Linked DNA regions of Homo sapiens: region 2 is linked to region 1. A link is a loop called in an ENCODE intact Hi-C map of the cell type or tissue named here. Cell type or tissue: tibial artery. All regions are shown on one strand. Each heading gives the region's core, and the rest is flanking DNA. Links, peaks and the distances in the headings are about the cores only. Region 1 overlaps ARHGAP17 (Rho GTPase activating protein 17). Region 2 overlaps LCMT1-AS1 (LCMT1 antisense RNA 1).

Region 1 (12,138 bases), core at 911-8,910:
TCAAGTGATCCTCCCTCCTCAGCCTCACAAGTTTCTAGGACTACAGGCACACACTACCATGCCTGGCTAATTTTTCCTTTTTTCAAAGAGATGTGGTCTATGTTGCCCAGGCTGGTCCTGAACTCCTGGCCTCAAGTGATCCCCCCACCTCAGCCTCCCAAAGTACTAGGATTACAGGCATGAGCCACGATGCCCAGCCTCTTTTCTTCTTGAAAATAATGAAGGTTAGAAGATGGAAAGAGGAGAGACATGTAAAAGCTTCCTTTTGCAAAAGACTAGTTATTCATTCTTCTTATCCATTGTGCAACATCAATACCCAAATTCAAAGGGATAAAGAAGCAAAGGGACTTACAAGACCTCCCAGGCTGACAGCAGCCACATCTCCGGGGTTGGATATTTAGCATCTGAACTTGCCCAGCTCACCTTCACAGTGCAAAGAATGGGACCTGCATTCTATCTCTTGCCTTCCACTGTGGCTGGCTTTGGGTGAAGGTCCCCGAGTTTTCTCACTGTGATACTTTCTCCTAGATATTTCTTGGAAATAGACCCCAGTTGGTACTCTGAAATCTTGTGCTGTAAGAAAATCAGGGAATTGTGTGCACTTCTCAAGTTCTGGCTTAGACTCTTGTTTTTGAGACAGGGTCTCTCTCACTCTGTCACCCAGGCTGGAATGTAGTGGCACCCTGAGATCTCACTGCAGTCTTGACTTCCTGGGCTCATGTGATCCTCCCACCTCAGCCTCCTGAGTAGCTGGGACTACAGACATGCACCACCATGCCTGGCTAATTTTTAAAATTTCTTCGCAGAGACATGGGGGGCGGGTCTCTCCTATGTTGCCTGAGCTGGTTTTAACCTCCTGGGCTCAAGCAATCCTCCTGCCTTGGCCTCCCAAAGTGCTGGGATTACAGGTGTGAGCCACGCACCCAGCCTTAGACTGTGTTTCTTTGCTTAATTCCCCATGATGATGCTTCCCTAAAAAGAAGCAGCCAGGTGGATGTGCATCTCAATGAACCTCCCCACCAAAAGCCAGTAAGGCTTTGACCTGCAGAGCAGCGGCCTCCTGTTCTGGGTAGAGCCAGCCTCCTCAGCTTCCCAGCTTTGGGCCCACTGGAGTCTGACGGAATGACCCATCAGGGCTGCGTTTGCCACGTGCAGAGCTAAGAGCAGGACAGGGCCAACGGAGTGAGCCCTGAGACCATCTCTGGAGTAGCTCAGGGCCATGAACCATCCAGGCCTGGGATAAGGTGGGGTGGACTAGAACCCCTTCCTGGCCTGACAGAGCTGGAAAGCAGAGGAGTCTCTCGAGGGACCCCAATTTTCAGACCAGAGGAAAGTAAACAGGACCCCCTGGGGCTGAGGAGCTGCCCACCCACTTAATCCTCCAGTGATGATGTCTTTCTGGTTCCTACTTGATGCCAACAGCTAGGACTGGCCTGGTGCACAGGCAAATAATGTATTGGTCCAGCCTCAGCTCTGCTCATAGGCCCAGCTCTCTACAGGAATCCAAATAGCAGTAGTAGGTTGGACAAAGGGCACCCCCAGCCCTCCTGGGAAGGGGTATGGGCGGGGAACTGGCTGCTAACATGGCTCCAGGCAGGAGCGTGGAATGGTTCTGGAGCAAGTGGGCTCAAGGAGAAGTCTTCACCGGGGAGGTTGAGCTTCTGCCTCCAAGGCCCAAAGAAGGGGAGTGGGCGGCATGGGAGGCTTCCACTACAGTCCTGAGCTCCCCGTCCAAGCCTGCCCCTCACACCAAGACCCCTGTTGCCTCTGGCTGGGGTCAACAGTGTGTTTCAGCAGGGACGCACTGAGCTGTCACTATGATAGCTCAGGCCACCCCCATCTCTGCCCGGACTCCTGACTGCCTTCTCACATCCAGTCTTCCCATTCTCCAGCCACTGGCAGGGTGAGCAACTCGGATCAAGCCAATCCTCTGCTTGGAATCCTTCAGAGACCTTCCCACTCAGGATGAACTCTGCAATCCTTTGCCTTCCTTTTTTTTTTTTTTTTTTTTTTTTTTTTTGAGACAGGCTCTCACTCTGTTGCCCAGGCTGGAACACAGGGTGCGATCATGGCTCAATGCATTCTCAAACTCCCAGGCTCAGGTGATCCTCCCACCTCAGCCTCCTGGGTAGCTGGGACTACAAGTACGCACCACCATGCCTGGCAATTTTTGTTGGTTGTTGTTGTATTTTGTGGAGAAGGCATTTTGCCATATTGCCCAGGCTGGTCTCCAACTCCTGGGCTCATGTGATCCACCTGCCTTGGCCTCCCAAAGTGCTGGGATTACAGGTGTGAGCCCCCATATCTGGCCTTTTTTTTTTTTTTTTTTTTTTTTTTTTTTTTTACAGACAGGGTCTTGCACTTTGTCACCCAGGCTGGAGTGCATTGGCATGATCATGACTTACTGGACCCTCGAACTCCTGCCTCAACCTCTTGAGTAGCTGGAACTACAGACATTTGGCCACCATACCTGGCTAATTTTAATTTTTTTATGTAGATGGGGTCTTACTATGTTGCCCTGGCTGGTCTCAAACTGCCGGCTTCAAGCAATTCACCCACCTCAACCTCTCAAAGTGCTGAGATTACAGGTGTGAGCTGCTGTGCCCAGCCAGCTGAGAGATTTTAAATGTTCTCGCCACAAAAAATAAATGATAATGGAGGTGATGGATATATTAATTAGCTAGATTTAACCATTCTGCAATGTATACATATACAAAAACATGTCGTATACCATAACTTTTATCAATTTAAAAAACCAGTGCAGTGCAAATACAATTTACAGATGTGCACAGAAACTGAATTCAGGCCAGGTGCAGTGGCTCACATCTGTAATCCCAGCACTTCAGTGGGCTGAGGTGAGTGGATCACCTGAGGTCAGGAGTTCAAGACCAGCCTGGCCAACAGATCAAAACCTCATCTCTACTAAAAATAAAAAAATTAGCCTGGCATGGTGGTGGGTGCCTGTAGTCCCAGCTACTTGGGAGGCTGAGGCAGGAGAATGGCTTGAACCTGGGAGGCAGGGGTAGCAGTAAGCCGAGATCATGTCACTGCACTCCAGCCTGGGTGACAGAGCAAGATTCCATCTTAAACAAATAGAATGACAACCAAAAACCCCAAATTCAAATACAAGTAGAAAGAGTGAAAACAGAACCCTGAGGATTTTTTTAGGTTGGGGTTCTTCCTTGTATCAAATATCCCCCTCCCCACATGTCATTTGTGATGATGTTTCGTGTGTGAAGGATAGACCCTAAGGTGACCCTCAATCATCCCTACTTCCTGGGAAGTGGATCCTTCCCCAGCCCAGCCTCCAGATGAGATCCCAGCCCTGGCTGCTGCCTTGACTGCAGCAGATGAAGATCCTGGACAGAGGACCCAGAGAAGCTGTGCCTGGACTCCTGACCCACAGGAGCTGTGAGAAAATGAACATGTGTTGTTGTAAGCTGCTAAGTATGTGATCATCTGTCATGCTGCACTGGATAACTGACATGAGGGGCATGGTGTGTGAACGCATGTGTGGATGTAAAGGAGGGGTTGGCTGGAGAGGGTGTGGGAGGAGGACAGTTGCCTGCAGAGCTGTGTGGGGTCTACACAGCCATGTACCTCCTTTGGAGGGTATCGAGTACAAGTAATTTGGTTGCCAGTAAGAGAAACAAACCCAAAGAGGAACGTTTGTGCCAAAAACAAGCACTTTATTGTGAGCATACAAAGGCAAGAAATGCAGAATGGCTTCAGGCACACAAACCGGGAGCTGGGAGGGTTTTAAAAACCAAGCCCTGCACTCTCTCCCTCTTATCTTTTGTCCCTGCCTCTCCGCACATCTGCTGACTTCTCCCTCTGCAGGCAGGTTTTCTCTACTCCACAGAATCCACGGTGGTGGCAGGGCACCCACAGCTCCGTGCCGGGAGACAGGGGTCCTGCCTGCTGGGGAAGAGACTCAGGGCCCATGCCTGTGCGAACCCATGCGGGACAGGGTGGGGATGGCCATGTGTGCAGCCTGCTGTGGGCAGGAGGGAAACTAAGGGGGTCCTTGACTTGCTCCCCTCCCTTAGCTGGCAGCTCAAGTGGTCTTGGTCACTTCTTGTCTTTTGGCTGCACCAGAGCCTGTGGCTTCCCCGCACCAGCACATCTCCTCCTCTCTAGCTCCACCGATGAGATAGGAGGAAAGTGCAAGCCCTTGACTGAGAAGCATCCCTATGAGTGAGGTGCTTGCTGCCCAGTCTGATGCAAAACCCTGAGACCGTGGGTCCCAGAGGCCAGAGGCACTGGAATATGGTGAGGAAATCGTGGGAGGAGACCTCAGGGAGAAACCAGGAGGGTTTGTCTTAAGACCTTCAAATAGGAGCACTTGTGGGACTCACTGGGCTTGGGAGACACTGAGAACTGCAGCCCCAACAGAGGAGCGGGAGTCACTCCACGGAGCTCCCAGAGAACCAGGGCCATCACAATGGTCCAGGGATGGGGTCACTCCAATGGCATCTGAATTTTTTTTTTTTTTTTGAGACAGAGTCTCGTGTCACCCAGGCTGGAGTTCAGTAGATGATCTTGGCTCATTGCAACCTCTGCCTTCCAGGTTCAAGCAATTCTCTTGCCTCAGACTCCTGAGTAGCTGGAACTACAGGCGCGTGTCACCACACAAGCCTTTTTTTTTTTTTTTTTTTTTTTTTTTTTTTTTTTAGTAGAGACAGGGTTTCACCATGTTGGCCAGGCTGGTCTCAAACTCCTGACCTCAAGTGATCCACCCACGTCAGTCTCCCAAAGTCCTGGGATTACAGGCACGAACCGCTGCGCCTGGCTAATTTTGTGTGTGTGTGTACACACACACACACACACACACACACACACACATATAATTTTTTTTTTTAGAAGAGATGGGGTTTTGCCATGTTGGGCAGGCTGGCTTCAAACTCCTGACCCCGTGATCCGCCCACCTCGACCTCCCAAAGTGCTGGGATTACAGGCATGAGCCACTGCGCCTGGCTAATTTTTTTTGTGTGTATGTGTATATATATATATATATATATACACATACACGCGCACACACACACACACACACACACACACACACACACATATATATAATTTTTTTTTAAGAAGAGATGGGTTTTGCCATGTTGGCCAGGCTGGTCTCAAACTCCTGACCCCGTGATCCACCCACCTCGACCTCCCAAAGTGCTGGGATTATGGGCATGAGCCACCACACCCAGCGCATCTGAACTCTTGGAATGACCACAGGGTGGAACTCGGCAAAACCAAGGCAGCCAGGGCTCTACTCTGAGCCTCTGCAGTCTCCACAGTGCTGGGTGCAGGACAAGCTCCTTCCAGAATGCTAGGTGAGTGCTAAACCACAGGGGGTAGTGAGAGGAACCGGTGCCTGACCAAGGAGGTTTGGTGCAGGTGGGGGAGCAGGGACACGAAGTCTGAGCGCAAGGGCCTAGAACATTCTATAAGAAACTACTGTGTAGAGAAGGGAAGGAAACAATCTGAAGGGCAGATGGCCAGTGCCCTTCTGGACAGCCAGAAATGGCCACTATGGGTTCAGATTCTCTGCCTCTCTGACGGTGGGCAGGCTGGAAATGGTGTGCCTAACGTACAGTGCCAACACAGTACAACGCCTCCAGCAGAAGGAATCCCGGGCCACAGAACGGGAAAGAGGATCCAGGTGCCTCTCCTGGCCCTGCCGGTGGGATGCTCAGCCATGTATCCCACCCTAGACAGTTCTGGGTTTTTTTTGTTTTTGTTTTTTTTGAGACAGAGTCTCACTTTGTTGCCCAGGCTGGAGTGCACTGGCTTGATCTGGGCTCACTGTAGTCTCTGTCACCCAGGTTCAAGTGATTATCCTGTCTCAGCCTCCTAAGTAGCTGGGATTACTGGCACCCACCACGATGCCAAGTTAATTTTTTGTATCTTTAGTAGACATGGGGTCTCACCATGTTGACCAGGCTGGTCTTGAACTCCTGACATCAAGTGATCTGCCCGCCTCGGCCTCCCAAAGTGTGGTCTTTACCTTTGACACATACACAGAGTCAAATGACTTTCATTGTTTTGAAGTTTGCAGCTGTCAGGGTAGGAAGATTGCTGCAAACAATAGGAGAGTAAAAACTGAATGAGGCTCTTAAAATAATGAGGTATGGTTTGCTGTATTTCAGAATCAGCAATGATGAACACATGCTATATGCTGGGCAGGATGTCAGCATGGATGTTTCTCATCCCCAGGTGCCAACAGCATCTCCTTGACAAGCGCCCAAGTCCCTGCTTCCTCTGGAGGACAAGCTCAGGCATCACGATGGGAGCATCTCCGAGGCTCCATGGAGACACCTGACCGTGGACAGCCAGGCGCCTGGAGAAGGTGCTCAACATGGAGCATCAGCCTACACAGAGGATTCTTTCTCTGCAGGGTTTGTTCTGTGGCTAAAGGAGGGTATAGAAAATTAACAATACACAGGTGGCACAGGGGAAGAGTGAGCCTTAAGCCAATGAAAATTCAAGATATGGGAGCAAATGGGCTTACAGGAGCATATTTTGAAGGTAATTAATAAGTATAGGGAGTACTTTGAGGGCATAGGAAACTGAGTAAAGATGAAAATGTGGGCTGGGCATGGTGGCTCACGCCTGTAATCCCAGCACTTTCGGAGGCTGAAGTGGGAGGATTGCGTGAGGCCAGAATTGTAAGACCAGCCTGGGCAACACAGCAAGATCCCTGTCTCTAGAAAAAAAAATATTTAAAAATTAGTTGGGTGTATTGCCATGCACCTGTAGTCTCAGCTACTTGGGAGGCTGAGTTGGGAGGATCATTTGAGCCTAGGAGTTTGGAGGCTGCAGTGAGTTATGATTGTGCCACTGCACTCCAGCCTGGGCCACAGAGTGAGATCTGTTTCAAAAAAACAACAAAAGGAAACTGTGGTTCCCCTTTTTAAATCAGGCTTAAGTCAGTTCGTAGTGGAAAGAGGCCCAGTGTCTTCTAGGCAGTGACTTAGACACTGACACACCTAGCAAACTCGATCAATAGAAGGCTCAGGGCAGCCAACTCTGGCAGCGTGTCCCACTCTGTTCCCAAGAGAAAACGGCCTTATCTGGGCCAAGGGGTCGTGCTATCGTCAGACCAGCTGTCCAGAGCCTCAGTCTCGCTTTGCTCCAATTCCCCATCGGCTCTTCCCTAGTATTTCAATCCTGGGAGAGACGGGATAATTTTCACGCCTTGGATAGGGCATGAAAGCACCAGCCATTGGAAAAAGGGCTCTCTATGGCAATTCACAACTGCTGACGAATGCACCAACCCGGTGGGGCTGAACTCCTGTGAGCTGCCCCCGGGAGTCTGAGTATCTCTAGATGGAAAGAAAGGGATGCCAGCACTGGGAGGACCAAGGGTGCAGCCTTGACCAGAACCTGCACTGAGGATGGCCAGGCTAGGAGGTCTTTGGGGCACCTGGCGGCCTTTTTCACTGTTGCGACCTTGCTCTCTGTTTCTTCAAACTCCTACAGCTACAATTAGACCCTCTCCCCCAAGATGTCCCAGCCACAATTCTATCTGGTTGAGTGGCAACACACACACACTCATGCACACACACACACACACACTCCACAATTTACCTCCAAGAATTATGAAGTTTTCATATAAACCACAGAATATATTTAATTCAAATTAAACATGAAACTAGAATAATGTTCGGTCCTTATCAAGTAGCAATTACATTGTTTAAAAAAAAAAAAAAGAACAGTACATTTCTGTCTACATTCCGACAATCCAACGAGGCGGCATGGGTCACATCCAGTTTGATGAGGTGACAGAGCCAGCAGTCACCATCCATGGGCATGGTTCTGAGGGGACTGGGGAGACACAGACCATACATGATACAAAATGATTCTGCAGCAAGTCTGAAGGAGCGCAGCCTCCCTCCTAATACATAAGAATGAACGTCCAGGTAGCAGAGAGTAGGCGACTTGCATAATGAGCGCATTTTATTAAATAGATAGTTAACGCACTGCTTCTTACTCATTCCAAGTTGCTGTAGGTGCTGCCCGCATTAACAGCAGGGACAAAAGCTTCCTATGCGCGTTTCAGCAGGAATACTCTCTCCACTCCAGGTACTTCTTTGTTTTGGATTTTTTTGGCATGATTTCCTTCCCATGTAAAGAAAGCCAACTTCTTCAAGACACAGGTCATTCAGCTTTAGTGGTGGCCTCCAGGTTCTCCTTGGGCCGTGCAGAAGGCCAGGTCCCGCACAGTGAGGCCCTCCTTTGTCCTCCACTGAAAGCTTTTCACTGTTCGGTCTGCAAAGAAAGAGGTTCGCCTGCCCCTGCTCCACTCGCCAGGGTGGAAGTGGTGGAGGGCTGGGAAAGGGCTTTCTTCACAGGGCAGTGCTCTCGGTATCATTGTCTATATCCAGCAGGATGCGGCCAGGCACGTCTTTGCTGGCTGAGTCTGAGTGCATTTCAGGAAAGATGCTGCGATGCGGTTCTGAAACCCTGGAATTGGAGTCTGGACAAAAACACGAGGAGACATGGTATCAATGAGGGGTAACCCCCGAGAGGCCACCTGAGGGTGCTCTGAGAAGAAGAGAGGCTGGGAAGTTTCAGGGTCAGCCCATGCACACAGGGTCCCTTGCGAGAGGCCTCATCAGCTCTTAGAAGCCAAGTGAAGCCTTTGTGACCCCAGAGGGCAGCTGAGTAGCACAGCCTTGCCTCTGGGCTCCGACGTTGCTTGCTATGAGCCCGGAGCAGCCCTTGGAGATGCAGCTTTTAAAGGATTTGCTTGCTTTGATGGAGGAAAGGAAGCCTCATTCTTCCCAAGACCTCTAATGCATGAGATGAACCCTCCTGATGGCCCCTGGGCTGCCCTGGGAAGAGGTCTCTCCTCCAGACTGCTGGGTTTTCCTCCTGTTACTAACACTAGGACCTCACCCTCAGCACCAGCAACATTTGGGCCTGAATTATTTGTTGTGGTTGTCCTGTGCATTGTAGGTGTCACCCAACAGATGCCAGTGACATGCAGCCTCCTCCCCCAGTGTGACAACCGAAAGTGTCTCCTGTACATCACAGATCACTGGGGAAGTTTAAACTAAAATGTCTCCAGATGCTGCCGAGTGTCCCCTGGGGAATCACAATCACTGCTGACTGACATCACTGAGGCAGACCAAGTCTCCTGCAAACACTAACATCCCCTTGTCTGTCTAATACACCTCGAATGCCATTTTCATGTCTTATTATGTTGGCTGAAATTCCTTCAGCAAGATGGCAAACATATGGTCCTCATGCTGTTGTCCCCCTCTCCTATGCTCTTCCCAGAGGCCAGTGGGTCTCAGATTCATTTATGCATGAACAAATATTTACTGAGCACCTCCCAGGTGCCAGGCACCATTCTACCTGCTGAGGACGCAGCACTGAACAAGACAGGCACAGCCTCAATGAAGCCCACGGTCAAGTGGGCAGACCAAGGGGATCCTAATTAAGACAAAAGGGCTGGCTTCTCTCGTAGATGTGGGTTCTGGCAAATTATGAGAGCCTCATTAGGTATTTTAGGGCTGGTGTAAGAGAGAAGAGAGATGTTTTGTAGTTTTGCTTTGCTGCGTTAGAGGTAGCCATGGCAGGCAGCAGTGAGGGAGTGGGAGGAGGAGGTGGTTTGTGGGGGCGTTTCACAGTTAGGCTTGAGAGCTGCTTTCCCCTACTTGCTGTGGTGCAAAATGACATCCTGTCTGTCCTTGACGGGAGCTAGTTTTGACTATATTTCTGTTCGACCTGCTCCCGTCTACGCAGGCACAGCTTGAAAACGCTGGTGCACTTTGGGGAAGCTCACTGCTTGGAGACTTGTTCCAGCTCCTACCCCTTCCACCTTCCTGTCCCTACAGTTCTGAGCTGTGAGATCTATTTACTCCCTGGGACACCCTTTTTCTCACAGTTACTCCTGGGTTGTCCCTCAAGGTTTCCTATGCACCACAACTCAGAGAAATTTCTAGATTTATGGAGGTGCCAAAGTGTCAAAGAGTTCAGGTGCTGAATGTCATTTCAGACAATTCAGGTCTTGTGATAACTATAAAACCAATGACACTGTGCAGAACTGCACCAGCCTATGGTGCAGCCAAAGGTGGTCTGTATGCACAGAATAGGGGCTGTCTTGGATTTGTCCTAAGCAGAACAGAAGTCAACGAAGGCAGGGACTGTGTCTGTCTTGTTCACAGTGTATCCTCAGTACCTAAAACAGTGACCGGCAAATAGCAGATGTTCAAGAAATTTTGTAGCTGCACACTTGGATGGTTGGATGGATGCATGAAGAGTCATCTAGAGCAACCATCTTTCCAATCCTCCATTCTTACATCCTCAGGCAAAGAAGTAGCTGTGACTTGAAGACGACGTATAAGAAAATCACTGCAAATGCAATCCTTTCCCCATTATCTTGGCCCCCAAAAACAGAAGGGGCTACCAGCCCGTGTCTCTTCTCAGCCCAGAGTTTACCAGAAACTATGGAACCGACATGACTTGGCGGGGAATGCATGATGCAAAGGCACTGTGTATACGGATGAGATTTCTACTTGTTAATATCTGTATTCACATGCAAGCTAACGCCTATCAGCCACCAAGCCCCTCCACAGCTGCTCTCTTTTTCTTATACATCACATATACATAATTTTTAGATTTGTGCCTCTCTGAATTTTTCTATTTATGATCCACACACATTATTAATTCAAGGGGAAAAAATGTGTTTTGGGGCATAAAGGAAATCCCTTACTCTGCCGCCCACCTGCCCCATCTGGTTTCCCCAGCCCCTCTCTATTCCTACATGAATCAGTCCCTGAAAGAAACAATGACTTTGTTTACACACAAAAAGTAGAAAGAATTACGGCAACCTGTACAGAACCAGTTTTCAGAAAGAGACTTCATCACAGTAGCTAACATTAAAAAAAAAAATTTTTTTTTTGAGATGGGGTCTTGCTCTTTTGCCCAGGCTGGAGTGCAGTCGTGCAATCTCAGCTCACTGCAGCCTCCACCTCCTGGGCTCAACTGATCCTCCCACCTCAGCCTCCCGAGTAGCTAGGACTACAAGCATACGCCACCATGCCTGGCTAATTTTTTTTATTTTTGGTAGAGACAAGGTTTCACCATGTTGACTGGGCTGGTCTTGAACTCCTGGCCTCAAGCAATCCTCCCACCTCGGCTCCCCAAAGTGCTGGGATTACCAGCATGAGCCACCACACCCAGCCTCAGTAGCTGACATTACTATAGAGCACTTACTTACACCAGAGACTGTACTATACACCCACACTTTATTACATCGTCTCACTGAACCCCCACTAACTAATCCTAAGGCAGCAGAAATAAGAAAGGGAGACTCAGAGGCTCTATTCCTTGCCCAAGGTGACACAGCCAGTGTGGACCAAAGAGGATCAAAGCCAGATTGGTTGCACTCTGGCTCTTCGCATTACATTTTCCCTCCTCCCCAGAGGAGTCTGTAAATCCCTGGGTGAGGGCCTTCAAAGACATTATCCAAGATCATTGTTTCAGTCTTACAAACACTCTGGTTTGTTGTAAAAAGGAGAAAATGGTTATTTCAGAAAGACACCTGTAAGAACCTGGTTTGTCTGAAACACCTCTAAATCTTTCTGGCTATGAACTCGTATATTAACTGCACTCCAAGAAGGGCTGGTTTCTGAGCATATGCTTGGAGCTAAGTTCATACAAAAGATATTGTATTTAAAAAAACAAAATAGGCTGGGCGTGGTGGGATGATGGTGTGAGCCCAGAAGTTCGAGACCAGCCCAGGCAACATGAGACTCCGTCTCTATAAGAAAAACACAAAAATTAGCCGGGTGTGGTGGTGCATGCCTCTAGTTCCACCTTCCAGCTACTTGGGAGATTCGCTTGAGCCCAGGAGGTCAAGGCTGCAGTGGACTGGAATCACACCGCTGCACTCTAGCCTGGGCAACAGAGCAAGACCCTGTCTCTCTTTTTTTTAAAAAAAAAAAAAAAAAAAAAGAGAGAAACAGAGGATGACCTCCAGTAACCAGCCTCAGCCCAAAGGCAGAACTTGATACAGTTCATCTCAGATTTGGGGCTCTGACAAATGTAACCCAGGTTCCTTCCTGCACTGAGTATCTCATCCAGGAAACAGAAGTGGGTATTTAAGAGCTAGAAGTGGAATGTTATCAC
Region 2 (12,138 bases), core at 2,288-10,287, 180 kb after region 1:
TTGAGGTTTATCATTTTCCTGCACATGTAAGCTTATCCACGTGGCGTTTTGGTAGGTCAGTTGGTTTTTTCCCCTCTGGCACATGAAATGGAATCTATTTGCTATCCCTGCTCTAACCATGTGGACTGTCTCAAAGCTCCAGCAAAGATTCCTGCTCATGGCAAAGTCTGAAGGAAACTGCTTCTCCACCACCGACCACCTCAGTGGCCTCCCAGAAATTCCAAGTGCCTCATTCCCCAGCCTGCTCCGGTCACTCGTGGTACCTGCTTGGACCTGGAGGCAGCTGAGTTTGAGATATCAAATGTATTTAAGTAGGCAAAAGTATGTGAGAAAATTTTGTAAAATACTGTGATGCAGACAGTACATCCACATAGAGCTACTGCCTAAAGAGAAGGGAGCTCAGGAGGAGTCCAGTTTATTGCTCTGGTGAGGCAGCCAGGGGCTAGGAGGAGCTGAAAAGCCACAAAGAAAATCTAAAGCAAAAGTGCCCAAGGCCAGGCCACACAGGGTGGGGGGCTCCCTCCACACCTGGGCTCTGACTCAGTGCTGTGACTGATGGCTGCTCGGGAGGCGCGCAGCGTCTGAAGACAGGTTGTGCAGGCTCCCTTCCAAACTAGGTCAGCACGTTTGGACTTTGACAAACTCATCCCCATAAAAACAGGTTGTAAATGATCATTAAGTTCTCAGTCCAACTTACAAGGACTCATTTAGCTCACAGATTATCTAAGAGACAGCCCTGGCAGGGGCCTATTGAGTTTTCCGAGCCACTCAGAAAATTAGTGAAAAAAGATCTAGGAGGTAACGGTGGTTCTTAACCAGAGCTACATACGATGATCATGGGGCCTCTGAAAATAATACAGGTGATGCCACTTACATGAAATGGCCAGAAAACGGGACTCGATAGAGACAGAATCTATAGAGGTAGAAAGTAGATGAGTGGCTGGCCATGAAGCTGGAGGGTTAGGAACAGGGATTAACTTTAGAAGGGGCAAGAGGGCTCTTATTTGAGGTGATGAAAATGTTCCACAATTGGATAGTGATGCTGGTTACATAACTCTGTAAATTTACTAAGAATCATTTTGTATACTTAAAATGGGATAATGCCCTGATTCTAGGGCGGCCCAGAAGGAGCTCGGAAGTGCACGATTTAAATTGGCTTTACTCTCTTGCCCTCAGGCAGAATAAACTCAGTGATAAGAAACAGAGTGATAAGAAATGACTCTGGAGGCTAGGCGCAGTGGCTAACGCCTTTAATCCTGAAACTTCGGGAGGCTGAGGCAGGCTTCCTGAGTCTGGAGCTGCAGACCCTAGGCAACATAGTGAAACTCTATCTCTACTAAAAATACAAAAATTAGCCAGGCGTGGTGGCACGTGCCTGTAATCCCAGCTACTCAGGAGGCTGAGGCAGGAGAATCGCTAGAACCCGGGAGGCGGAGGTTGCAGTGAGCCGAGTTCGCACCACTGCACTCCAGCCTGGGTGACAGAGCAAGACTCCGTCTCAAAAAAAAAAAAAAAAAAAAAAAGAAAGAAAAAGAAAAAGAGAAAGAAATGGCTCTGGAGTCAAATCAGACTCTGAATCCCTGGCCTAGATGCTCACAGGTACGCTTTACTAAGCAACGTTTCCTCCACTGTGAAATGGGAATACTCATAACCATAAAATAATAATAATAATAATGATACCACCACCATAGTGGTTGTTTAGGAACACCATGTTATGTACTTCATTTAATGTGTTTGGTGGCACCTAGTGAGGGTTCATGGAGTGTTAGCTATTCTGAGAATTACAACAAATAATAACAACCTTCAGATAAATCCCAAGTCTTATCTAAGAATGACCTTTCCAAACTTATCAAGCTGTTGTAGCTTCTCTCTGGAAAAAGTGGCTGTTGAGCCCAGACCACACAAAGACAAAAAGCTAGTCAGACTTAGAGCAGGAGTAGCGCAGGACGTTCAATGAAAACACAGGATTGGTTGTGATAACACCGTGTGGGATGGCACCAAAGAGAATCACAGGCAAACGATAAACAGAAACTCAGGGACAGAATATGTGGAGAGTTAGTGAACCCTGCATCAGAAGCTAACGTCTTAAGCTGCTGGGCTTCCCACCACTGCTAATGAGGCTACAGAAACACCTGCACCAGCAGATCTCAGCTGAACATTCATAGATGAGCAAAAGCAAGTCCCCAGGTATAAACCACATATCCTAGGATGGACTTCATCCAAGGTATTGAGGATCTCAGATCTTGGTTAATGTGGCCATTATTTATGGAGCTCACGCTAAATGTCAAGAAACGGGAAGGAATAAAAAGGAGGGACAAATGACACACAGTCCCCACCTTTGGGAGCTCATGGGAAAGACAGAGATGTCAACAGTCATCCTTGAGGAGAGCTCTATGGGGGCACAGATAGAAGAGCAATGAGCTGTGTGGCCAGGAAAGCAGGGAAACAGTCCAAGTGGACCTCAGATAAGTCAGGACAACTAAAGAGCATGGGGAGAAGGGTTTGGGGAGGAGTGTGTACTCAGTAGGGGATAGAACAGGAGGTGGCTGCAAAGAAAGGCTTTGCCTGCCATGGAACTAGGGAGCAACAGAGAACCACTGATGGTTTTTCTTTTTTCTTTTTGAGACGGAGGCTTGCTCTGTGTGCTAGGCTGGAGTGCAGTGGCGCGATCTTGGCTAACTGCAACCTCCACCTCCTGGGTCCAAGCAATTCTCCTGCCTCAGCCTCTCGAGTAGCTGGGATTACAGGTGCCCACCATCACGCCCAGCTAATTTTTTTTGTATTTTTAGTAGAGACGGAGTTTCATCATGTTGGCCAGGTTGGTCTCGAACTCCTGACCTCAGGTCATCTGCCCGCCTCTGCCTCCCAAAGTGCTGGGATTACAGGCGTGAGCCACCGCGCCTGGCCTGATAGTTTTTCAATACTCGAATGGCATCAGGCCTCCAGCCACTCCCACACCACCTGCCTACCCTCTAGCTGATTGCAGTGTATGAAAATCGGCCTTGTGTTTGGCACCAACTTGGTGCCTTGCAATCTACTAGGACCTTTATATACTGTGGCTGATGGATCCATTCATTAATGAAGCAATTGCTTGGGAGTTAAAACTCACTACCCTGCTGAGATCTGAAACACATGTGGAAAAAAGCCAGGTATAGGGATTGTACACGTAGGATACTCTGTGTGGTGACCTTCAATAACATGTAAAACTCAACCATGGAAACAGAGACAAGAACAAGGCTTGCTGGGGCAGAAGGGTGAAGGTGAATCTCAAAGGGGACAAGGAACTTTTTGGATGATGGAAATGTTCACTATCTTCCTTAGGGTAGTGCTTATGTGCAGGTGTAGACGTTTGCCAAAACCCACTGATTTGTACTCTTAAGATGGGTGTGTGGCACAGTGTAAATTTTTACCTCCATTTAACAAAGTAACTGTGGCATGAAAATCACAAGATGCAGAACACATATGGAGTGTACGGTGCCACTTAGAAAAAATGAAAGGCAATGTTTTTCTTAACATGTACGCTCACACTCACACTCAGGGAAAAGCATCTGGGGTTTCTGAGCAGCTGTCCTGGTGGCTGGGTGGCAGGTGCTGCATGTGGCACAGAGGAAAGTCACTAATGCAGAGGGAGAGGGCGCCAACCCTGAGGGTGGGAAGGTGTGGGGATGAGCAGAGGCCCATGAGCACCAGTCTGGCCCTAGTGACGCCCCAGGCCAGGCCTGTGCATTGCCAGGCAGCATCCTACCCTTTGTGACCCTCTGAGTAGGCGCTGCCTAGCAACGCCTCATTGTGAATGTCTGTTTTAAAGACAGGGCCTCCGCCGGGCGCGGTGGCTCATGCCTGTAATCCCAGTACTTTGGGAGGCCAAGGTGAGTGGATCACGAGGTTGGGAGTTCAAGACCAGCCTGGCCAACACAGTGAAACCCCGTCTCTACTAAAACTACAAAAATTAGCCGGGCATGGTGGCACATGCCTGTAGTTCCAGCTACTGGGGGGGTGAGGCAGGAGAATCGCTTGAACCCGGGAGGCAGAGGTTGCAGTGAGCCGCGATTGCACTACTGTACTCCAGCTTGGGCAACAGAGAGTGAGACTTTGTCTCAGTTAAAAAAAAAAAAAAATTTAAAAAAAAGACAGGGCCTCCCTGACTTGCCCAGACTGGACGCGAATCCCAGTGCACTGGATGCTTTTCACGAAGGACAGCAGATCAGTTCTAAGATCCACCAATGTCTTCCTGGTTTGGGGGCCCTGGCTCTGGCTTAGGCCGTTCCATGGCGCGAGTGGGCAACAATGTGACTTCCTTCATCAACCACATCTCAAATGTGCTGATACAGGGAACAGATAAGGGGGAAGAGTTCCCTAACTGTGAAATCAAGGACACTGAAGCATGTGTGGTCTTCATAGAACCACTGAATGAGACATTTCAACATAGTCAAACCGCACCTATGGCCAAGCCTAGAGCAGATCCAATTATGGAACTAGAAACTGAGGTATCTCAACTGAAAGGAAACAACAATAGTTTTGAGGCAGAAATAAAATATCAAAAGATAACTGAAGAGCAGTTGCACAGTAAGATGCAACTACTTTGGTCTTTACAAGACCAGAAACAGGAAATGGATGATTTTAAATGCCAGCAAGAGCAAATGAATATCACACACACCCAGCGCTTTTCAGCCAAAGATGAAGAAATTAAGAACTTGCAAAATGCAAAACAACAAATCAAAACCCACCTGTGTGGAAAACGAGACTACATTCAAACAGACCACGATGTTTTTCAAACAACAGAAGCTGAGTGTCTTCATACAGAAGATGGAACTGAAAAGCCTGATTCATGTAAACTGGAAACTGAAAGATTAGTGAAAGGAACAAAAGAACAAGAACTGGAGATTAAAGTTCTACATGACAAGAATATGACTTTAACTAAATGGATGGATGAGCCGTCCATCAGTGAGGTGGGCAAACTCACTCACATCATCCAGCAGGAAGATGTGGAGGTGCCGGGCCTTCAGGCTAGAACGGCTTCAGCCTCTGACACCAAGGGTGTTGCTCACTTTCAGCAGCAACTGCAAGCACCTGCTTTGGAAACAGAAGAACTATCAGCTGTTTGGAAAGAGGTAGCTAGGGAAAACAGCTATCTAGAAAGAGAGTATCACCATGGAATGGATGTAACTGCTGACAACGAAGGAGGCCTGTGTGAGCTACAAGAGGAAAATAAAAAATCACCCACTAGTAGTGGTCAGGAAAGGTTTATAGACAATGTTCTGAAGTCATCACATCTCAATCAAGAAAAAGATATTGAAACAGATGCATTAAGTCAGAAATGTCAGCCTTTAGCGACAATTCTGCAAACATCCAGCACTGGTCATAACATTGTAACTGTTACTAACAATCAGTATGAGGGGCTTCCACAAGAACTCGATATCTTAAAACAGCCAGTTAAGAAAGTGGAGGTGTGGAAAGAGAAGCTGGTGACCACAGTGCAAAATATGCAGCAGGGAGCAGCCCAATCCCAAGAGGAACTTTGTCAACTTCAGGCAAAGCTTTTAATTGACAGTGATGACGATTCTCAGTGTCAGATGAACCACAGAGATCTGATCCAAAAATATGAAGGGAGTGAAACTCAACTCAAAAACCTGGGGCAGGAGTTAGCACACACGCAGCACAGCATCAGGCAGCTCTGTGACGGCAAAGACAGTCTCTTCCCACAGCTGGATATTTTACCCCAGCTCCCCAGAGAAGCACTTTCTTCACACACCGCAGAATCTCTTCATGCAAGTGAGTCTGCTCTATCAAGTGAGTCTTCTAAATTGCTCCAGCAAGAGATCGAGAAGCTGAGAAAATCACTGCAGGAAAAAGATGCGACCATTAGATCCCTCCAAGGAGACAATCAAAGACTGTCTGATTCCATTGCTGCCATCGCAGAACGAGAAAGAAAAGAACACGAGCAAATGCATTCAGAAATTCAGCAGCTGAAGGAGAAACAAAATGCCTTAGATAGGTTACTTCAGGGAAAAAACCTTTTCATCAGAACCAAAAATAGTCTAATACATTCGTTGAGAGAAAATCTCACTAAAAAAACGAATAAAAATGAACTTTTGAGGCAGGCAGTGAGAAATCTGAAGAAGAGAATATCAGTTTTAGAAATGGATACAGGTGAACTAAAACAGGACAATGAAAAAATCACAGAAACATCCAGGGAAAAGAAAATAGAATATCAGGAGCAACAAATCAAAGAACTTGAAAACCAAAATGTGGTCCTACAGGAAAGGCTGGATAGTTTCCAAAGGAAATGCATACAGTTAGCCAGCAGCACAGAAGCAAAAGTCGACAAACTCCTAATGAGAAACCTCTTCATTAGTTATCTCCACACACCAAAACACAAACAGCATGAAGTGTTACAGGCAATGGGAAGCATCCTGGGTATCACAAGGGAGGAAATGGAGCCACTGTTTCAGGAAGAGCATGGCACTGCTACCAGGTGGATGACTGGGTGGCTTGAAGGAGGATCAAAAAGTGTCCCTAAAACACCACTGGGGCTGAATCAGCAACCTGCCCTTAATGGTTCTTTTTCAGAACTTTTTGTTAAATTTCTTAAAACAGAATCTCTTTCATCTACTCTTCCAACAAGTCTTCCTCCTCACAATTCTCCAGGAAAGATCAAACTCGCTAAAAATGTACAACAAAGTTTAGGAAACACCCCAGCATCCATACCCAGAGGAGCAGATGCCAATCCCTGCCCCTCTGCTCTCTCTTAGGAGCCTGGCTGGACTTGGACCTGGTGGGTCGGGGCATCATCTGTCAAATGCTGCTGCAGAGGCTTTGCCCGCATCTGCACCTCCGCTGATGTCACCTGGCCAGAGTGCAGGAGCTGGGCTGATAGGCTGTCAAGGCAACAGATGATTCTCAGAGACTATGAAAGATCAAGCCATGCTGTGTATCTACTTTATCACTAATGGCCTTTTGGAAACAGTCATTTCATTTTCAGTCATACTTTCTTTAAATTTAATAGAACTATTGCAAGGAAAATTTTTAAGAGTCTCTGAAGGACTGGCCGGGTGTGGTGGCTTATGCCTGTAATCCCAGCACTTTGGGAGACCGAGACGGGTGGATCCCCTGAGGTCAGGAATTCAAATCCCGTCTGGCCAACATGGTGAAATCCCGTCTCTACTAAAAATACAAAAATTAGCTGGGTATGGTGGTGTATGCCTGTAATTCCAGCTACTCGGGAGGCCGAGGCAGGAGAATTGCTTGAACCTGGGAGGCAGAGGTTGCAGTGACCTGAGATCGCGCCACTGCACTCCAGCCTGGGCGACAGAGAGAGACTCCATCTCAAAAGAAAAAAAAAAGAGTCTCTCTGAAGAACTGTAAAGGTATTCACACAAGTTCACACTATGGTTGCTTCTTGTGAGGCTGGGTGTTGGCCAGACTGAGGTTGTGTTTGAGGGATAGTTGAAGTAGTTTTATAATGCTTTCAGTGTTTTATAAGGAGCAGGTACTTTTGTATGCCTTCGGTAATTAAAATATTCATGTGTGTTAAGGATCAAATATTGTAAAATACACGAGTGTATAGTTGGTATATAAGAAAAACAGATGAACAGCAGAAAAGCATAAGTTGCATAAAAATTAAAAAATTTAAAGTTCAGCATGAAGTGACTCACACCTATAATTCCAGCACTTTGGGAGGCTGAGGGGGATGGATAGCTTGAGCTCAGGATTTCAAGAACAACCTGCACAACATGAAGAAACCCTGTTTCCAAAAAAAAAAAAAAAAATAGAAAAATTAGCTAGGTGTGCTGGTGGGCACCTGTAGTCCCAGTTACTCAGGAGGCTGAGGTGGGAAGGTCAAATGAGGCTGGGAGGTCTGGGTTGCCATGAGCCGTGATCACAACACTGCAATCCAGCCTGGGCAACACGGTGACAGCCTGTCTCAAGAAACAAAGAAAAAAAAAGTAGAAGTTCTGTTTTTTGGCTATGTCCTACTCTTTTCCATTTCCCAGAAAACTATTATTAATCTGTATTTTTTCCAGATCTTTTAAAAATATGTGCATGTCTGTATTAATGATAGTATATTATTCTCTGATATGCTTTCTAAAAAAAAATCACTACACCTTGAAGATCTCTTAAAATGTGAATGACTCCATTTTATTCCTTTTAAAAGTAGAATTTCTTCCTATAGATATCCTCCAATTCATTTCAACAGCTCCTATTCATCAGCGTGTAAGCAGTTTGTGCCCCAAATGCTATCAAATGTCCGTGGTCAGCTCCCTTGAGATCAATTTCCTTAAGGGCCCCTCCAAATCTTTATCACTTTCCTCAGGCATGATCATGCCTTCTACCCTCTTGCAGACATTAAAGACCAGCAGTCAAGACCCCCATACCCCCTGCCTATATCCCACCGTCCTCTCTTCATTCATCTCTACTCCTTCCCTTTTGCTCAGAGGAAAAGGGATCCAGCTTTGCAGTTGAAGGCTAACAGTCCCCTGGGCATTACCCATTCAGACTTCTTCAAAGACCTCATTCTACTGATCTCCCATTCTGCTTTGTCTTTCATCTCTCTCTATCCCTAAGCACACAAGTATGTCCATTTTTCCTGGCACATCGCATTCTCCTTTCTGCTCCTCCAGCAACCAACCACTTTATCTGTCTACCTTTCACAGCCAAGCCTCTGAAAGATCACCATCTCGTTGTTCATTGACTTGTTTTTGAAAGCTCTACAAAATCTTGTCTCACTCATGCCCCAGCTATTTTCTGTTAAATCCAATGCATACTCTGTTTACTTAACCTTTCCGTAGTGCCTGATAAATATGAAACACCACATCTTCATTCTTTACATTTTCTCTGCATTCTTCATTTTTAATGATACCACTCTCCCTCCTAATGTTAGAACCTTTTTTCTTAGTCTCTTTGTGGCTTCTTGTTCTGACACTTCTTTTTTTGGAGATGGAGTTTTGCTCTTACTGACCACACTGGTGGGCAGTGGCGCAATCTTGGCTCACTGCAACCTCTGCCTCCCGGGTTCAAGCGATTCTCCTGCCTCAACCTCCTGGGTAGCTGGGACTACAGGCGCCCACCACCACGCCCGGCTAATTTTTTGTATTTTTAATAGAGATGGGGTTTCACCACGTTGGCCAGGCTGGTCTCGAACTCCTGACCTCCTGACCTCAGGTGATCCGCCTGCCTTGGCCTCCCGAAGTGTTGGGATTACAGGTGTGAGCCACCGCGCCCGGCCGTTCTGACACTTCTTAAATGTGAATATTCTCCAAGATACCATCATCAGCTAACAGGATCTTCTTACTCTGCTTGCAGTCTCAGGACAAACTTATCCACTCCCATGATTCAACTTTCACTGGTATGCCAATGACTTCTGAATGTCTATGTCTAACCTCATCCTTCTCCTGATTCCACACTGGTTTATCTAATTGTTTGCTGGATACTTCTATCAGGATGTCCATGGGCTTCTCAAAATCAACATGTCTAAAAAGAAACTCAATATATTCCATTATATCCTTATCACCCAAGGATAAGCCCTCAGAATCATGATTGATCTTTCTCTCTCTCATCCACTGCATATCCAATGAACCAACAGATATTTTCTAATTCTTTCCTTTTTTCTCCTGTTCCCATGGCAGTGGTCCATTCCTTCCTGTCCCCTCTACCAACTGGTACAGCTGACTCCCTGCTGATCTTGCTGGTTCCACCACTGGCCCCATCTTGAGTCCGTTCACATTGCTGTGAGGGTCCACTTCCTAGGATGAAAATCTGATAATGTTACTTCCCTGCTTAAAATTATATGAAGTTCCCACTGCCTGGAGTCCAACTTTAACAGGATATTTGAGGCCTTGCCTTTTTATCCTTGCTCTTTACTAAGGACCTACAGACTGGTCTCCCCTCAGCCACATCTGACAGTTTCTTTCTTTCTTTTTTTTTTTTTTTTTCTCATTTTTTTGAGACAGATTCTCTATCACCCAACCTGGAGTGCAGTGGCATGATCTTGGCTCACTGCAACCTCCACCTCCTGGGTTTAAGCGATTCTCATGCCTTAGCTTTTCAAGTAGCTGAGACTACAGGCATATGCCACTATGCCTGACTAATTTTTGTATTTTTAGTAGAGACAAGGTTTCACCATGTTGCCCAGACTGGTCTTGAACTCCTGGCCTCAAGTGAACTGCCCACCTCAGCCTCCCAAAGTGCTGGGGGATTACAGGCGTGCCACCATGCCAGGCCTGAAAATTTACTGACAGGTTCTTAATAGACATTTGTTGACTGGAATTGGTAATTGAATAATTCAATTCATAACTAAACAATTCCATAACAATTAAATAAACAAATGACACATACAGAAAACACATATAAAGAAATACAAATATAAGGACACATTCATTTCCACCTTAATGAAAAAAATTTAAATAGCTAGCAAATTTTTAAAACATACGTAAGCAACTAAGGTGGTGGCAAAAGGCGATACTCATCACGTCGTGTATAATGACATGCATTATAGTGCAGCATCGCTTTCTGGAGAATAAATTAAATGATAGCATTATCATCTTAGGAAATTTGGAATTACTGTCAAAAATAAATATTAATTTCCTCTAAATGTAGGAATTCTAAACTCTACAGAATTCATTGGAAAAAAATAATTTAGGATAGAACAGATATAATCGTAACAATGGTGACTACCACATCAGACAGAAGTGACAGCTAGATGACAAAAGGGATAAATCCAGCTCAAACCAGCAAAGCCAGCTGGATGACAATTATGAGTGCAGGTGAGAAACAATGAGCACCTGATGAAGGTAACAGGAAGGACAGCCACAGAGAAGGAGAGACCGAGTCAAAAGATAACCAAGGAGGTAGCACGGCCAGATCACAGTAATAGCCAGGGTATAGAAGACAGAGGAGAGGCTGGGTGCAGTGGCTCATGCCTATAATCCCAGCTCTTTGGGAGGCCAAGGCGGGCGGATCATGAGGTCAACAGATCTAAACCATCCTGGCCAACACGGTGAAACCCTGTCTCTACTAAAAATACAAAAATTAGCTGGGTGTGGTGGCGTGCGCCTGTAATCCCAGCTACTTGGGAGGCTGAGGCAGGAGAATTGCTTGAACCCAGGAGGTGGAGGTTGCAGTGAGCCGAGATCGCACCACTGCACTCCACCCTGGCGACAGAGCAAGACTCTGTCTTAAAAAAAAAAAAAAAAAAGAGGAGAAACAGGGGGACTGCCAAGTGTATGGTGAGTAACATGAGGGCATTCAATACCCTAGGGCAGGGGTCAGAATACTTCTTATTAAGGGCCAGAGAGTAAATACTATAGGACCTGTGAGTTGTATGGATCACTATTCCAACTAGGCAACCCTGTTGCTGTAGTGTGTGGCTGTGTTCCAATAAACCTTTTGTATAAAACATGCAATGGGCTGGATTTACCCTGCAGGCCAAAGTTTGGTGCCTTATGGACTAGGGGACAGGGGGAAATGAAGCCAATTTGAGGATGAAGTTCATGGGTTCAATTTCATTTTATTTTGAATTTTTTTTATAATAAAATGAAAGAATGGAGATGAAATCTCCCTCTGTTGCTCAGGCTGGTTTTGAACTCCTGGGCTCAAGCGATTGCCCCGCCTATGAGTTCAAGTTTAGCAGGTCATGTCAGCAGAGACATTCAAGACGGAGATGGCAGCATCACTCTAGGGATGAAGAGATGCCAGCACTGGAAGCATAAAACAGAGTCATCAATCATGAGGTGACAGTTATGGAGCTGAGATGACCCAGGGAAAAGATCTCAAAAGAGAGGACACGAAGGACATCTTTCTGTCCCAATATAAGGACAGATACCTAATGTTACTTCGGATCACTATGGCCCTGGAAAGGTAGAAAGATTACAATCTAACCTTTTTTTTTTTTTTTTTTGAGATGGAGTCTTGCTCTGTCACCCAGGCTGGAGTGCAGTGGTGCAGTGGCGCGATCTTGGCTCACTGCACGCTCCGCCTCCTGGGTTCATGCCATTCTCCTGCCTCAGCCTCCCCAGCAGCTGGGACTACAGGCGCCTGCCACCATGCCTGGCTAATTTTTTTTTTTTTTGTATTTTTTTTAGTAGAGATGGGGTTTCACTGTGTTAGCCAGGATGGTCTCGATCTCCTGACCTCGTGATC

What was found. Hi-C counts contacts between places; a loop is a spot of excess contacts. Peaks named below come from ENCODE experiments on the same cell type or tissue, not always from the same donor. Only the 100,000 strongest peaks of a DNase experiment are listed, where the experiment ranks them.
Region 2: it touches region 1 in a loop (2.1-fold over the local background); 5 of 110 quality-filtered maps call a loop at or near these places.

What each region holds. Positions count from the first base shown.
Region 1 is chr16:24,911,785-24,923,922 of GRCh38, forward strand. It overlaps ARHGAP17 (Rho GTPase activating protein 17), which reads right to left. Exons shown (of 20, transcript NM_001006634.3): 20 at 7,605-8,476. The coding sequence ends at 8,346. Among named protein-coding and RNA genes, the nearest start is that of SLC5A11, 72 kb to the left of the region's middle. In tibial artery, for the core only: no CTCF peak of the experiment used is centred there; a DNase peak (open chromatin) is centred at 3,974.
Region 2 is chr16:25,088,990-25,101,127 of GRCh38, forward strand. LCMT1-AS1 (LCMT1 antisense RNA 1) reads right to left here. Exons shown (of 3, transcript NR_120306.1): 3 at 11,575-11,696. It also overlaps the pseudogene LOC100421173. Among named protein-coding and RNA genes, the nearest start is that of LCMT1-AS1, 16 kb to the right of the region's middle. In tibial artery, for the core only: no CTCF peak of the experiment used is centred there; no DNase peak of the experiment used is centred there.